Regions from separate parts of the Homo sapiens genome. Here regions 2 and 3 are each linked to region 1. The links are chromatin loops, found by intact Hi-C in ENCODE. Cell type or tissue: PC-3. All regions are shown on one strand.

Region 1 (5,000 bases):
AGCAGCCACCTGAAGCAAATGCAGATTTCACGCAGCCTGGAGAAAAGTATGGCACCCATTTGCGTTTGAGGACTTGTGATCTACAACAGTTATGAAGTCATTCACAAATAATTTGTTACTGATAATGATTAAATCTATGTGTGAATGAGTTTTAGCAATTTTTGAGCAGATTCAAGAGTATCCCTATCACAGTGTTATTTTCCAAATTGCTTCCCTGAGTGAAAAAGACGGGGTTATAGCTGGGGCTGAAAATCATACAGAAATCATGAACGCATTTTTTTCTTTTGGATTGAGCATTTATTTTGTGCTCAAGACTGTCCTCAGTGCTTTATCTACATAATCACAGTTACCCACCCACCCCCCAAAACCTGGAAGGTAGGTACTATTCATATCACTCATTTACTTGCCCAAGATAATGCAAAGCTAGTGATCGAGCTAGGATTCGAACCTGTCATCAATGAGGAGAGTGGGTTGGGCAACCTCATGCCACTGGATAGGTGTGTTGTCATAGGTAGAGAAGGTTGAGAACCCTAACCTAGCACAGGAAGCCACACCGCTGCATATATCAGGGCCGCCTGCCCTAGCCGGGCCATACAACACGTCTGCCACTCCACTATCATCAAGCTGTGGCACTCTTTTCCCAATTTACAAAAACAAAACTTTTTAAATAATAATAATTTCAATGGAAAAGCATTTCTCAAGTTAGCTTCTTCTCTGACACATTTCTCTTAAACTTTTGTTACTTGGTTACCATTGTTTGAGTGTCTACGTGCCAAGCACTAGAGGGAGTAAAACATATTATTTGTCATTAAGTCCTCACCCCAGTATTTTCCGTCCCTTTGACAGATGAGGAAATGGAGTTTCAGAGACGTGAAGTAACTACTGCAGAGTTAAATAGCCAATAAATAGCAGGAGACTCCAGGGCTCCACAGTCAGATGTAGCCCTAAATTATCTATTTAATCCTTTAAACTTAAAACGTTAATGCTTCATGGTTTTCTGCAAAAATCCCAGTGACTTCCAAGTGCTGGACCTGAAGATTCCCGGTCTGGCATTTGCTCTTTCGATCATGTGCTGTCCTCATATGCAGTTTATTTATTAGGCCTGAGACATTGCGACTTAGCTCCAAGTTCCCTTGAGGCTATTTTCTTGAGACTTTGGAGGTTTCAAGCAAATCAGGGATTGGCTAACAAAACATTCTAAAACAGGTGAGTCATGGTTAAGTCTTACCCATAAGAGGAAGCCAAGTGTAAAGTCTGAGGGGATTCAAAGGACTCTCCCTTTCTCTCCTTCCTCACCCTGAAACCTGGCTGTGCTCCCTAGACACGTTCATAGTGGCAAAGTCATGGCTGTTTCAGCATATTAATAGGACGACTCTGGGAGCGATAAAGGCCATAGAATGGAGCCACTGAGAGAAGCTTTTGTGTCTCCAAGACTCCAACCCCTTTGATGAAACAGATGTTTGGGCCAGGCCCTCCTTTACAAGGAGAGTTAAACCTCAGTAAACAGCAGGAAAACCTCCTTGGTGGCAATGAACAGCCCACACGCTGGTCTTCCCTAGCAGCAGATGGGCTGGGGAAGGGGTGGCCTCCTGTCATCAAGCCCTGTGCCACCCGCTCAGAGACTGCAGAGCTGGTGTCTGTGACACGTGGTCGGTCACCTTGGAGGCTTTGATTTACGGTTGACTTTGGGAAAGACCAGCCTCTGACCTTGGCAGCCTGTTGCCTCACCATCTTTTCTCTAGGTTGGGAGAACTTTCCATCAAGATGGATGCACATCCCAAGTCTGGCCCCATGAAGGAGCTTCCCAGAGACCTTCTGGCTCAAATGTAGCAGGAAGGCTTGAAATGAAACCCTTTCCTCATCTGCCAGTGTCCCTGGAGCAATCTACAGACAAATGTAGGAAAATCCAGGACTAATATTGCCTCATGAGTTGAAGCTCAACATTTGAGAGTGCTGTATGTATCATCCACAGGCCCATGAAGCCTTCCTGGGTTTACTCTGAAGCATCAACTGCCCCAACTGCACAGCCAGGCTGCTCGAAAACAAAAACAAAAAAAATACATGGGAGTTACCCAAGGATGATTTTTCTCAAAATCTGCCAAGTAGTTCATTCAGTTTAGGGTGTGCGTTTGGGTAGGGTCAATTATTTCAGCAAAACTGTGGATTTAGCATTATCTTCCTTGAACCAGAAACATCTGCATAGGATGTATAAGCCAACAGGCAGTTAGAAATGGCCGAACAGGTGGGTGTAAAGAAGAAAAAAAAAATGTGTGAGCTATATTTAATTGAATACCAAAAATAGCTAATACATACTGAGCACTTACCATGGGCCACAAACTGTGCTAAGCACGTCATATGTATCCCACTCAATTCTTGCAGTGATCCTCTGAGGTTGATACTCTTATTATCCTTATTCTGTAGGAGATGAAACAGACACAGAGAGGTTAAGTAAGTTGGCCAAGGTTGCACAGCTATTAAGTGCCAAGCTGAGATTTGAACCCAGGCAACCAGGCTCCAAAGTCCATATGCTAACTACTATGATCGTCTTTAAAATCTGCCTAAAAGTAGATGGACGAGAGAGTTGCCCCTTTAAGACAAGTTAATCCTCGGTGTTCAAATTGGCTGTCTATGTGCATGTGTGTATGCGCAAGACACACGACTGCACACACTGTGAACTGAAACGTTTGGAGCTCCCAGAACCCCCCTGTTCCCATCTTATGAGTGCAGAGACACAGCTCTTCCCTCCCCAGGCATTTTGGCAGGCCAGAGGCCCGCTTAAGCCAGAGGCCTTGGCCGGCCAGGCTACCGGGAGGTGGCGCTGTGTCACTTTCCTACTCCGGAGCTTTTGTTTTCTGCGGGCTGCACGCTGGAGGTGGGGAGGCCAATTTGAGCAGAGCCTGTCGCCAATTTCCCTGATTTGAAATCTCACTCTCTTCTGTCACTTCCTTCAAATGAGCTGGGAGATGTTCAACAGATGACAGTCCTGAAAACGAGCCAAAACTGTTCTCTTAATCCCATCTCAAGATTTATTTGAAAAGGGTGTTTCCAAACAAGGAGCAGATTTCATGTGTCAGAATTACACTCACGCTGACCTCTTGGTTTTCAAAAGGAGAGAGGAAAAACACACCCAAACTCTCAACCACCTTGTAAAAACTCAGGTGATCATCGGGCCATGGGCTCAGGCCCTGTCCACAAGGAGGTACACAAATGCCCATTCCCCGGGAAATCCCAGGGTTAGCTGGAGGATCTACCTCTCTCCTGTGCACCACATCTCTCCAGGCCTCTGTGGACTTGCCGGTCCAAGGTGGCCCACCTCCTGCCGCCCTTCAAGAGGCTTCTCTCTAAGGAGCCGAATGCTCAAGGGTTCATGGCACTGCTGACATTTTGACATTTGCACATCAAATGAGCTGTACACTGACTTATCAAAGGAAGAATCACCCAACACGGTGATGCTTAGGCCTGCAAGGGAACCTCAAAGAACTTCGTCTGTCTCCCAGTTTTCTAGATGAGAAAATTGAAGCCCAGAGACAGGAAGTAAATCTCAACCTGGTAAATGGAAGAGCTGCAAGTGGCTCTCAGAATGCCCTGGCCGGGACAGCTGCCACCGCCTTAGGATAGAGTTTTAACCCTGAGGCACAGGAGGAGGAATGGAGCTTTGGAGTCAGACAGGCCTGGTTTGAATCCCAGTGCTTTAAGTATATTTGCATGACCCTGGGAAAATCACTAAATATTTCTGAGCCTCAGTTTCATCTGGAAAATGGGACAATATACAATCTGATCATGGGATTGTGATGAAGAGTAAATAAAATAACATACACGTAGGTTTCCAACATATGTTGCTTCATCCTTGTTTATTTTTTTGTTTTTTTGTTTTGCTTTGTTTTGTTTTGGTGTTATTTTAACCCCAATCGGAGAAGCTGGTTTCAGATTGGGGCTGACCCAATGGTAGGCACGCAGGCACCTTAAGAATCTAACTGTGCTTTGTAACTATCCTGTCCTCAGACCATCAAGCTACCTTGATCTTGGCTTGCAAATGTGGAGGACTGTCTTTTCTGTCTTTTGGGATCTGGAAACAAAGTTAGCCTTAGGCACAAGGTTTTAGGAGATTTGGGAAGGCTTACCATTCCTAAACCTTTCTCTTATCTTTCTAACGCCCATCCCTTGGCAAACATGTGTGTCCTCAATGCATTGAGTAAATGCTGTAATCTGGGCACATATCTTTCTTTTTTCAACAATCAAATACCCCCATGAGTGTGATGGTGATACCAACACCTTAGCATGAATTTTTTCAATTAGATTGCTTTCTTGCTAATGTCTGCATTAAGGAGATAGAAATTTTTATGAGGATGAGAGAATGGCTAAAAAATAAGGGATGTAATTTTTAAGCTGAGCTAAGGGGGTACCCCAAGAAGAAGCTTGAGCAGCAAGATGTAGCAGGCGAACAGTGTGGATAGAGAAAGAACACTGCAGGGAAATTCAGGGATCCAGAAATAATGGCAGGAGGGCTTCAGAGTTAACCTCATCAACCTGGAAAGTTTAGTGCAGCTGGTGTCTATGTGGGTGAGGTGACTCAGGACTACTGAAATGCCTCAGTCCACCCCTGTCCCCACATACATAGCATGTGTAAGGGCCTGTAGAAACGCCCTGAGCTTGGGCCTGACTCACAGACCTTCCTACGAAGCCATGAATTTAAACTCTTCCTGACTCAGATAAGGCATGTTTCTGATGGCTGACTTGGAGGAAGACTTTCATTCAAGCCTCAGTTATTTCACTCTATGCCAGGATAGGGAGGTGACTGAGACCCTCAAGAGAATCCCAGGCCATGAGATTATCCCAGATCTCAAGAGGATCCCAAGCCAATAGGTTCCGGTTTCCATGAGAGTACAGTGACATGTGTAGGTGACCTCTCCTCCATAAGAGAGGAGTACATGTCACGGTACTCTCATGGAAACATCTTCCCATAGCCTGAGAGGCCCTGCCTGACCCAGGCTCACCACCCA
Region 2 (5,000 bases), 560 kb after region 1:
AGGACCTAGAACCAGAAATACCATTTGACCCAGCAATCCCATTACTGGGTATATACCCAATGGATTATAAATCATTCTGCTATAAAGACACATGCACACATATGTTTATGCAGCACATTTACAATAGCAAAGACTTGAACCAACCCAGATGCCTATCAGTGATAGATTGGATAAAGAAAATGTGGCATATATACACCATGGAATACTACACAGCCATAAAAAAGAGTGAGATCATGTCCTTTGCAGGGACATGGATGAAGCTGGAAGTCATCATTCTCAGCCAACTAACATAGGAACAGAAAACCAAACACCACATGTTCTCACTCATAAGTGGGAGCTGAACAATGAGAACACATGGACACAGGGAGGGGAACAACACACACCAGGGCCTGTTGAGAGGTGGAGGACAGGGGGAGGGAGAGCATCTGGACAAATACCTAATGTATGAGGGGCTTAAAACCTAGATGATGAGTTGATAGGTGCAGCAAACCACCATGGCACATGTATACCTATGTAACAAACCTGCACATTCTGCATATGTATCCTGGAGCTTGAAGTAAAAAAAAAAAAAAAAAAAAAAGAAAAAACAGTTAAAAAAAAAAAAAAGAGGCTGGGCATGGTGGCTCACGCCTGTAACCCCAGCACTTTGGGAGGCCGAGGCGGGCAGATCACGAGGTCAGGGGTTCGAGGCCAGCCTGGCCAATATGTTGGAATCCCGTCTCTACTAAAAATACAAAAATTAGCTGGGCGTGATGGCGTGCGCCTGTACTCCCAGCTACTCAGGAAGCTGAGGCAGAAGAATCGCTTGAACCCAGGAGGCAGGGTTGCAGTGAGCTGAGATCGTGCCACTGTACTCCAGCCTGGGTGACGGAGCGAGACTCCGTCTCAAAAAAAAAAAAAAAAAAGAGAATTAAGAGATAGATCTGCAGAAACAGAATTCACAAAAATAAAGAAATGTAAAAGGTTAAGATACGTGGTTGAATTACTGAATCCATGGCAATTTATGGCAAAACCTTTTTTAAAACCTCTATAATATACCTTAAACTGTGAGATTTACTAACTCTAAAATATAATGTTATACCAATTCCTTTTGTTAGTAACATGCCTTTTTTCTCTTTTGAATATATGCAAGTGTAGCATAACCCCTGTCCTGTATGACTGCACATAAGATATAAAAACAATTTTAAATCTTGTGCAGTGGGTTACATAATATCCAATATAAATATAAACCCAGACACCTCCACTCCCCCAAAGCAAATCAAATAAGTCTTTGATGATATATTCAACACAAGCTACAGAGAGAATTCTGATATCAACCCTTTACCTCCAATTTCCCCAGATGACGATTAGCAGTAGGGAGGGTACTTGCTGACTTCACCTACTCTCTGGGTTCAGGGAAAAGATGTTTTTTTATACAATTAAGGACTCAAGAAACTGATGTCAAACTAAAGTCATCCCTGCTAAATAAGAGTGGCGATGTACACATACAGATCCTATAGAGGGGCTCTCCTACAACAACTCAGAGCTCTTGCTCTGGCCACCAAGGCCATCAGGTACTAATTAAGTAGTGTGTTCTGTCAACGCTTTCATGCTTTTCTTATATTAATTGATCTTGATCATTCTGCCATATTAATGATACTAGTTCAGTGGCTTTGAATTCCCTTGGGTGCTTTACCCCTGAGATGGGAAAAAAACAGTAAACAAGATATGAGAAAGAAAATGTCACAGATTATCTTTATCTACCTCTTATTTGAATCAATGCTAAAACTGTTTCCTATAAAAGTTATCTATTTCTTTTATTTGCAGAAATGTTCCTGTGGACCTAAAATGTACAAATATTCTTTAAATAAAACTTCAACTGATTTAACTTTATAAGCTACAGGAAACAACAAGTGAAATGAAATATACTAACATATATAGGTATACAGGTATGTAACATTCTCATATATAGGTGTTCAAAATTAATGATGGGATTACATGCATAAGGCTGGAGAGGTGGTAACAATCCTTAATTCTAAATACCTAATGATGAGAGAAAGTCAACTAAATGAAGCTCAATAAACAAGATAGGTGACCTTAATACTGACAGGGAAAAAAAAAAGAGTAAAAGAAGAAAAATAAAGCATTTAATAACTGTAGTTAAAGTCAATGAACTTAATACACTATTTTTGAAATAAAGGCCTAAGTAGGCTTCTTAGGATACCAAGAAATACATATTGGGCCAGGCGTGGTGGCTCACGCCTATAATCCTAGCACTTTGGGAGGCCGAGGCAGGAGGATCATGAGGTCAAGAGTTCGAGACCAGCCTGGCCAACATGATGAAATCCCATCTCTACTGAGAATACAAAAATTAGCTGGGCATGGTGGCACGCTCCTGTAATCTCAACTACTCGGGAGGCTGAGGCAGGAGAATCACTTGAACCCAGGAGGCAGAGGTTGCAGTGAGCTGAGATCGCACCAGCCTGGGCAACAGAGCAAGACTCCATCTCGGGGGAAAATAAAAAAAAAAAAGAAACACATATCCTCTGAGATAATTTTTGATTTTCATTATTGCAAATCACTGTTATTTTGAAGCAGCTGTTAAACAGTTGGTGAGGAAATGCTGTTAAGACCGTGCAGTTGTAATTCTCTAATGAATCTGAATATAGTTTAGACAGGCAAGAGATGCACATTGACTGACTTTGGCTGTGTTTTGTTGTTGTTTTGCTTTATTTTCTATGAGATGCTCACTTGCTTAAAACATGATCATGTTACAAAAAGTTAGGTATCAGAGTACTGCAATTGTGTCCTTTACACTTTGACACTGCATTAAGATTATGAAAGCTGAAAAAAAAAAAAAAAATCACAAAGGTAAAGTCAAGTACAACACACTACTGCCACCTATTGCTTAGTAAAATATTGCCTAAAGAAGCAGTCAACGATTCATTGATCTTTTATGCAAGTTAACAAATGAAACATGGTTTTTAAAATGTTTTTAAACTCTTTTAAGGTTTTGTGCTTCAGAGAAAATATAACCCACGTGTAAAACTGGCATCGTAAAAATGTTTATCCATCAAAAAAAATTATTTACTACCTTACAACAAGCCAGACATTGTGCCAGCCAATGAAGATACCATGATGAATAAACAGGGATCCCTATCCTTGAGGGACTCACAGTCTAGTGGTAAAGAGTAGGCATGCCAACAATTTATTATAATGCATTGGGAAGGATAGATGCATGAATAAGATGACAGCATGAGAAAGTTTTCACTTGGATAAGTTGGGGAAGGTTTTATAATAAAGGTGATATATGACTAGGTTTTGAAGGATGCATAGAGTTGGCTATGGAGAAACTGTGTAGGATTGGGAAGGAAAGGTATTCCAGGGAGAGGGAAGTAGCAAATACAAGGCAAGAAAGTACTAAAATGGGTATTAGAGTTACGAAAAGCAGAACTGTAAGTCAGACCAAGAATGAGTGAAAGAATGGTTGGATAGGGAAAAGGGAGATGAAGTTGAAAAGCTAGACTGGGGTCAAATCATAGAGAGTTTTTTAGTATGCCAAGAAATGTGGATTTGTTCCTAATTAAAACTCCACATTATTTTCATGATAGGGACATAATCATGTTTTTGTTTCAAAGACAAAAACATTCTAAACTGATAGTAGGATGGAATGGGTAAGAGGATAGATAGGGAGATTGGCAATAAAAAAACTACTGTGCTACTGTAGCCCTCCTGAGGAACTATGCTAAACTAAGGCTGCTGAAGATCAAAGGCGGGAGTCAGACAAGGGGAAACATAGGAAGCAGGGGACATAAATTTGGAAGTCACTCATGCAGCAGATAAAGCTAAAGGAATACACAGAGAGCAGTCTGTCTTAACCTTTTTGAGTTATGAACTCCTCTAAGAATCTTATAAAAATTTGCATATAATTGAGGGGCTAACCGACCTCCAAAGTCCCCTGAGCCTCAGATGAAGAATCCTTGATTTCCTTGTAAGTGAAGAGGGTCAAATAAAACTCAGAAGCACAGTGACATTTATATCACATAGAGGAATAGATCCTGGAAAAGAAAATAGAGCAGTGGTCAGACAAGCAAGAAGATAATCAGGAAAGACATGCTCCTGCCCAGAGAGGAAGAAATTTCAAAATTCAAGACTTACAACAGTATCAGATGTCACAGTAAATCCACTACATTTGGCAAAAAAGGAACACTGGCCACTTCGGTAGTCACCGTTTAGAAGACTGTCAGTGGTGAAATGGAGTGGGCTGAGAAGCCAATGGATAGTAGACAATTAATGTTTGGCAAGAAGAAAGGAGTGACAGTTCAAAGAACCAAGGTCAATGAAGAATTTTTTGAAGAGCTTTTACTGGATGAGTGGAAAAAGCTAATGGAAAGGGGAAATTAAAGATACAAGAGATAACTGGAGCAACACTGATTTTTAAAATACTAAAAACTGAGTTTTGATTCTGGTTCTGTTATTACAAATCTTGTGATCCCAGAAAAGTTATTCAACTGTATAAAATTTCCTTGTTTGAAAAATGAAAAGAATATTTGCCAAACTATAAGCTACTCATGAGAGTAAGGACCTTTGTCCACATTCACCACTAAATCCATAGCACCTAGCACAGTGCCTGACACGTTACAAGACCCTTAATATTTAGTCAATGAATAAAAAATATGTCCATATACTTCACAGTGTTTTGTAAAAATCAAATAACACATTATGAGTCAATATATTTTGAACAAAATTTAAATTTTTTAAAAATTGGGGTATACAGTCAGAATGACTATCATTTAAAGGTAAAAAAATAATGGATGCTTATACACTGCTAGTGGGAATGCAAATAAGTTCAGCTACTGTGGAAAGCAGTTTGGTGGTTCCTCAAACAACTTAAAACAGAACTACCATTCGACCAGCAATCCCATTATTGGGTATAAAACCAATGGACTATAAATCCTTACACCACAAAGACACATAGGACATGGATGTGTATGTTCATTACAGCACTACTCACAATAGTA
Region 3 (5,000 bases), 320 kb after region 1:
AATACACTATGGATAATAAATTGTCATAATATAACCAGCAGTGTTCAGAAAGCTTTAGCATAATGATCTGAGCAGAGGCCTTGAAACTGGAACATCCATATTCTCATTTTAACAGATTCCAAGTGTTTTTATGTTATTCACCAAGATGTAAAACCCCTTTGGTCTTCAGTATATATTAATAGATAGAAATGGAGAAGTAGAGGCATTTGTACGTCAATTACTTAAATTTGAACATAATCTTTGCATTAATTTTCAAGTTGTTACAATATCGTTTCCAGTACGGAACATTTCAGTAAGGACATTCAGAATTCACCAATCTGGGTAAATTAATGCTTATGGTGTATGTATGTTATAATGACATCACCCAAGTATGTACAATGATATTGCCACCCCTCCTCCTTGCCCATCTGGATATTAAAATGTAGGATGGCTCAAAAATCCTTCTTATCCTAGACAAATCTCCCTGCGCTCCTGGGTGAGAGTTGTCAGCTCTGGATAGTAGCCAAGACATGACTAGGAGGGAAGCCAGAAGAGAGGAAAGCCAGTGTCCAGGAGTTTTAAGAGTTTGCTGGCAATCTCAAATAGCATTGTATTAAGTTACATAAAGGGCTCTTAAAGTTTTCTGTTGCAACATAATTTAATTAATCATTTAAATTTAAAATATGTCAAATGGTGTTGCAAATAAGCAAAGCAAATCAGATTGTCCAGTCTTCTACCTTTGTATTTCAATTTTAATTTCAAAAAAAAACCTTCAGAGTATTTGTTTTGACTGTTCTCTGTTTGGTTTCATAGAGTGTTTCCTGTTTGCCATTATACAATGGTAATACATTTTTTATTAGGGTAAAACAAATCTGTTAAATGGATTTTAAATTAAGGAAGATTAATTTAATGCTCCCTTTCAGATCAAAGTTCTTAAAGTCAAAACTATGAATTTTGTTAAGAGATAAAAATTTAATCACTGCCATTTAAAGCTCCTACAATTTTCTAATAAAAATGGTTCAGATATCTACTTAGAGTTACCAAGTAACAATCAGAATACCTTAAACCCTCAATATTTCCTTATTTTCCCAAAACTAATTATCTCAACAGTATAAAAGATGCAATTTGTACGAACACAAAATATATTTCCAGAAAAAATTTTAGTAAGAGGATTAAGAAGTAATTAACCAATAACTTAATTATCAAGAAGCTTGAAAGGGGTAAATCAATCAACATAAAGCATTTATGCAACGCCTCAAGTAAGAGCAAGTTCCTGAGTTACTCTATACTATTTAAGAAAGATAGGAAAAATAATATGAAAGGAAGAGCTCTCATTTGAGTATGGCACAAATAACAGATTTGGGGCTATAATAGCCCGAAAGCACTATTAAGTTAATTTTGAAGACTTAGATAAATATTTAAGTTACTTTACGTTTGACCATAATACATGATGTAGTGGTTGTGTGTTGGGAGAGAGCGGGGAGGGGAGTACCCACAAGAAAAGCAAGTATGTCATAATCAACAGTTCAATTTATAACATTTTCTGAAAAATGATATGCAGAGAACATGAATATAGGAGAACTTAAGACCTTTCTTTGTTCTGTAATCCAAAAAATAAGCTTGGATCCAAGGATAAATATGGGGATATTTAATAAGACATTTATTTTTCCATGCTTATTAGGTTTTCCATTCTACAGTAATCAAGACTGTGAAATAATAAAAAGTTATTTATACTACATTTTTAACTTTTTACAAACTTGTCCCACTTCCTCCAGAGTTGTCACTTGCTTCTGTGGATTAGATTTTTATTTTATTAAAAAATATTTGATAGTGGGAAAATAATTCTGTTCATAATCATGAAATTTAGAATATTTGTAATAAACTGATGACGGTATTAGATTAAATCTTTCCAGATTTAACACGGAACTTCAAGTCATGGTTAATTTTAGAATACAGAGGAACTTCTGTAAATTAAAAAAATTCTAAATGTAACATTATCTGCCTAGCATCATATAGTAATATTCACATAGGAAAACTGTAAAACAAACATATTTTGGTTCTTTATCCTAAAGCTCAAAACGTATCCACAAAGGGGCTAATGGCAAATATTCCTAACCTTGATGGTGAAAAAAACTGCTAAGATATCAAATTTTACTAGGAATAGGCAATGGAGCCACAACTTTTTGTGTTTTCTACATGGTCAAATACTCAATATTCTAAATTTTGATATGAAAATATTGGTTCTTTATAATTGAGACTTTTTTTAAGAACACATTGTTTTACTTTCAGAAATATTGTTTATATTATATTTACACTGGCTTCAAATATTCAAATAAACATACTTTGCAGAACATTTATTTATATTAGTTTTGTTTCTTTTTCAGTAAGTTATTCTATAAAACATTACAAAAACTTACATATTCTGAAAAGTCAGAAATGGGATGAACAAAATACTGAAATGAATAGGCTGGACAGAATAATGGTATAATATTCAAAATTAATTGTAGGCATTTTTCTTAACTATACATCTAGTTTCATATTAAGAAATCTACCCACAGAAAAATTTGTCTTTCATGATTAAAAATGTTTTATGGGAAACTTCCTAAATCAGAAATCTTTTTTTAGTACTTTGATACTTGAAACCCTAAAATGCAATTCACAGATGTCCAAAAGCTCACGCCCTGCCTTGAAAAACAATTGCTAATATCCAAATATCAAACAGAGCATCCAGCTGATGTTTGTGATGCAGTAGCAGGTTAAAGATACTAAAGTTTAAAATCAGCTTAGAATAATCCCATATTGAGTATAAAATTATAGCCTGTCATCAGGAGCAGGTTGACAAGAGCCAGGTCCAGATGGGAGACTGGCTGGGAAAAAGGCTGAGGCAGGTGGGAAAATGATGGGAACCTGACGGAAGACAGAACTACTCCCTCTGCTGGCAAGGTCCTCACCTGCTTGAATTTTGAACAAATGACTAGCTTTTCTTTAATTATTTAAGATACTATCAATAAATTATGTAAGGTGCCCCCCTTTCAGTCTGCGCATTTTCAAACTCAGGGTGTCTTATTTTCACCAGATCAATTTGGCAAAAATATAAAGATCCAATGTTTCACCAGGAGGTCAAATTATTTATCTTGTAATTTAAGTGCATCATAAACATAAAATATAGCATTGCTTTTATAATATAAGGCCTTTAAAAATTAAGAATGCCTTTGAATTATGTTTGTTGATATATACACTTTCTTGAAGAAAAAAAATTCTTGGGCTACAGACTTCACAATCTCTTTCTCAGGCTCTGCATAATGCCCCGTAATGAAATAATATAGAAATGAACCATATAAATCAACTATACAGGGAACAAGGAAACAGCATGTCACAGCAAAACAGCATAGATGTACAGCGCCAAACCTATCTGATAATCTAATGATCTGAGTTTACAGATATTATGTACTAATATGTAAGAAATTAAGAACTAATGTTGACACAAAAAGTTTGCTAAATTTTACAGAAAAATTATTCAATATTTGATTTTCAATGTAAGTTAATAGCTGCAGCAAAAACATTTAGTAAAAATCTGTTCTAAGATTTTGGCCTACAACCAGAAGCTCCCAGAACAGGAGGGATCAGCTTTTTCACCCACTGTTCTCATCTGAATCCTGGCTTAAAAGCTATTCCAGCTCCCAGCTTTCCAGAAGGCTCCATCCCAGGAATCCTTGCCTGCCATTTGGTTTGCTGATTTTAATCTCTCAGGACTTTCTTACAGTGGCTCTACTATGCTGAACTGGCACTTGCTTCTAGAAGTGAGTTATTATTAAACCTGTAGGTCAATTGTGGCACTAACAACTCTTTGGAAGCTTTCAGCCACAGTGTACAATTTGCTAGTCTAATTAAATATTAATTCTAAGTGTTACATTTTGTGGCTAAGAGCTTTTATTTTCTATCATCAGCCTGGAAGAAAAAGAGGTTACAAGCCTAATTTAATCTCTCCCCTGTCCTTCCCAACATTAAAGATTAACTACATAGGGTGCGAAAACATTATTAAAGAAGCAAGAACTCTTCATATAGCAATAATAATGTAATTAATAGGAAAGGGATAAAACATAACACTAGGACATAATATCTGACGTGGTACTTAAACAGCTTTAAATTGTAATTGTTTACAAGCATGTTTGGTCTCAACATTAAAAAATAAGTATCATTCACATTTGATGACGGTAATCTTTCTTTAAGGGAAAGTACGTAACCAAGTATATAAATAGGAATAATTCAAAACTCATGTTTTCTCACAGGTATTTTTCAGATATCTTACAATGCCAAAGAAAAAAATTTAGTAATTTTATTTGTAAAATAAATGAAAAATTAAATAAAGTTGTACTTGTTTTCTATACACAAAAAGTGATATAGAAGATAGTTTATGATAAAAATAATGTAAAAGATCATTTCCCCTCTTTTTCTCCTACCATATTCATGTAGCTTGAACACACAGGGCTCCCCACACCCCCTTCTGCTCCCAGAACAGTTGTGTCCATCCTTGGACACTGGGCATTATAAAGATGATGCAGTCCAGCAGCCAAAGATTCCATATGTCCAAACAGATGACTCAATCTCCATACCGTGATGAGACATTTCACTATTTATATCATTGATACATTTGAAAAGTTTGGCCCTAAATAGCCCTTTAGCTAATAACTACTACCATTATAGGAACTACAGAATGAATAACAGTATGAACAAGAACATCACAAAGTTATTTTAGAGAAAGGAAAAATATTTTAAACCAAATTTTTTTTATGGTTTACTGAATATGTTTTGGTTAGATTAAGTGTAATGAAAGGTTTCTGAATCGTACTTCTCTTTTAAAGATGAAAATGACAATTTAAAATATATCCTTACTGACGATTTAAAATATATCCTGTTCTTATTCAATATGCATATTTACACAAAGACAAAGTTATACATATACTACTATGCTTAATATAGACAGAACTTTATAGATAATTTAGAGTTTGTGTAAAAAGTTT

The links. Hi-C counts contacts between places; a loop is a spot of excess contacts. Peaks named below come from ENCODE experiments on the same cell type or tissue, not always from the same donor. Only the 100,000 strongest peaks of a DNase experiment are listed, where the experiment ranks them.
Region 2: a loop joins it to region 1, with 5 times the contacts of the local background. A loop is called at or near these places in 34 of 110 quality-filtered maps.
Region 3: it touches region 1 in a loop (7-fold over the local background); 27 of 110 quality-filtered maps call a loop at or near these places.

The regions. Positions count from the first base shown.
Region 1 is chr11:31,956,130-31,961,129 of GRCh38, reverse strand. No RefSeq gene overlaps it. Among named protein-coding and RNA genes, the nearest start is that of LINC03031, 83 kb to the left of the region's middle. In PC-3, CTCF peaks have their summits at 2,589 and 2,809 (motif pointing right); a DNase peak (open chromatin) is centred at 1,179; H3K27ac peaks cover 1,121 bases.
Region 2 is chr11:31,395,320-31,400,319 of GRCh38, reverse strand. All of the region lies in intron 2 of DNAJC24 (DnaJ heat shock protein family (Hsp40) member C24), which reads right to left. Among named protein-coding and RNA genes, the nearest start is that of DNAJC24, 28 kb to the right of the region's middle. In PC-3, a CTCF peak has its summit at 2,886 (motif pointing left); no DNase peak of the experiment used is centred here.
Region 3 is chr11:31,639,578-31,644,577 of GRCh38, reverse strand. All of the region lies in intron 7 of ELP4 (elongator acetyltransferase complex subunit 4), which reads right to left. Among named protein-coding and RNA genes, the nearest start is that of ELP4-AS1, 130 kb to the left of the region's middle. RefSeq lists a silencer at 423-717. In PC-3, a CTCF peak has its summit at 2,913 (motif pointing left); a DNase peak (open chromatin) is centred at 507.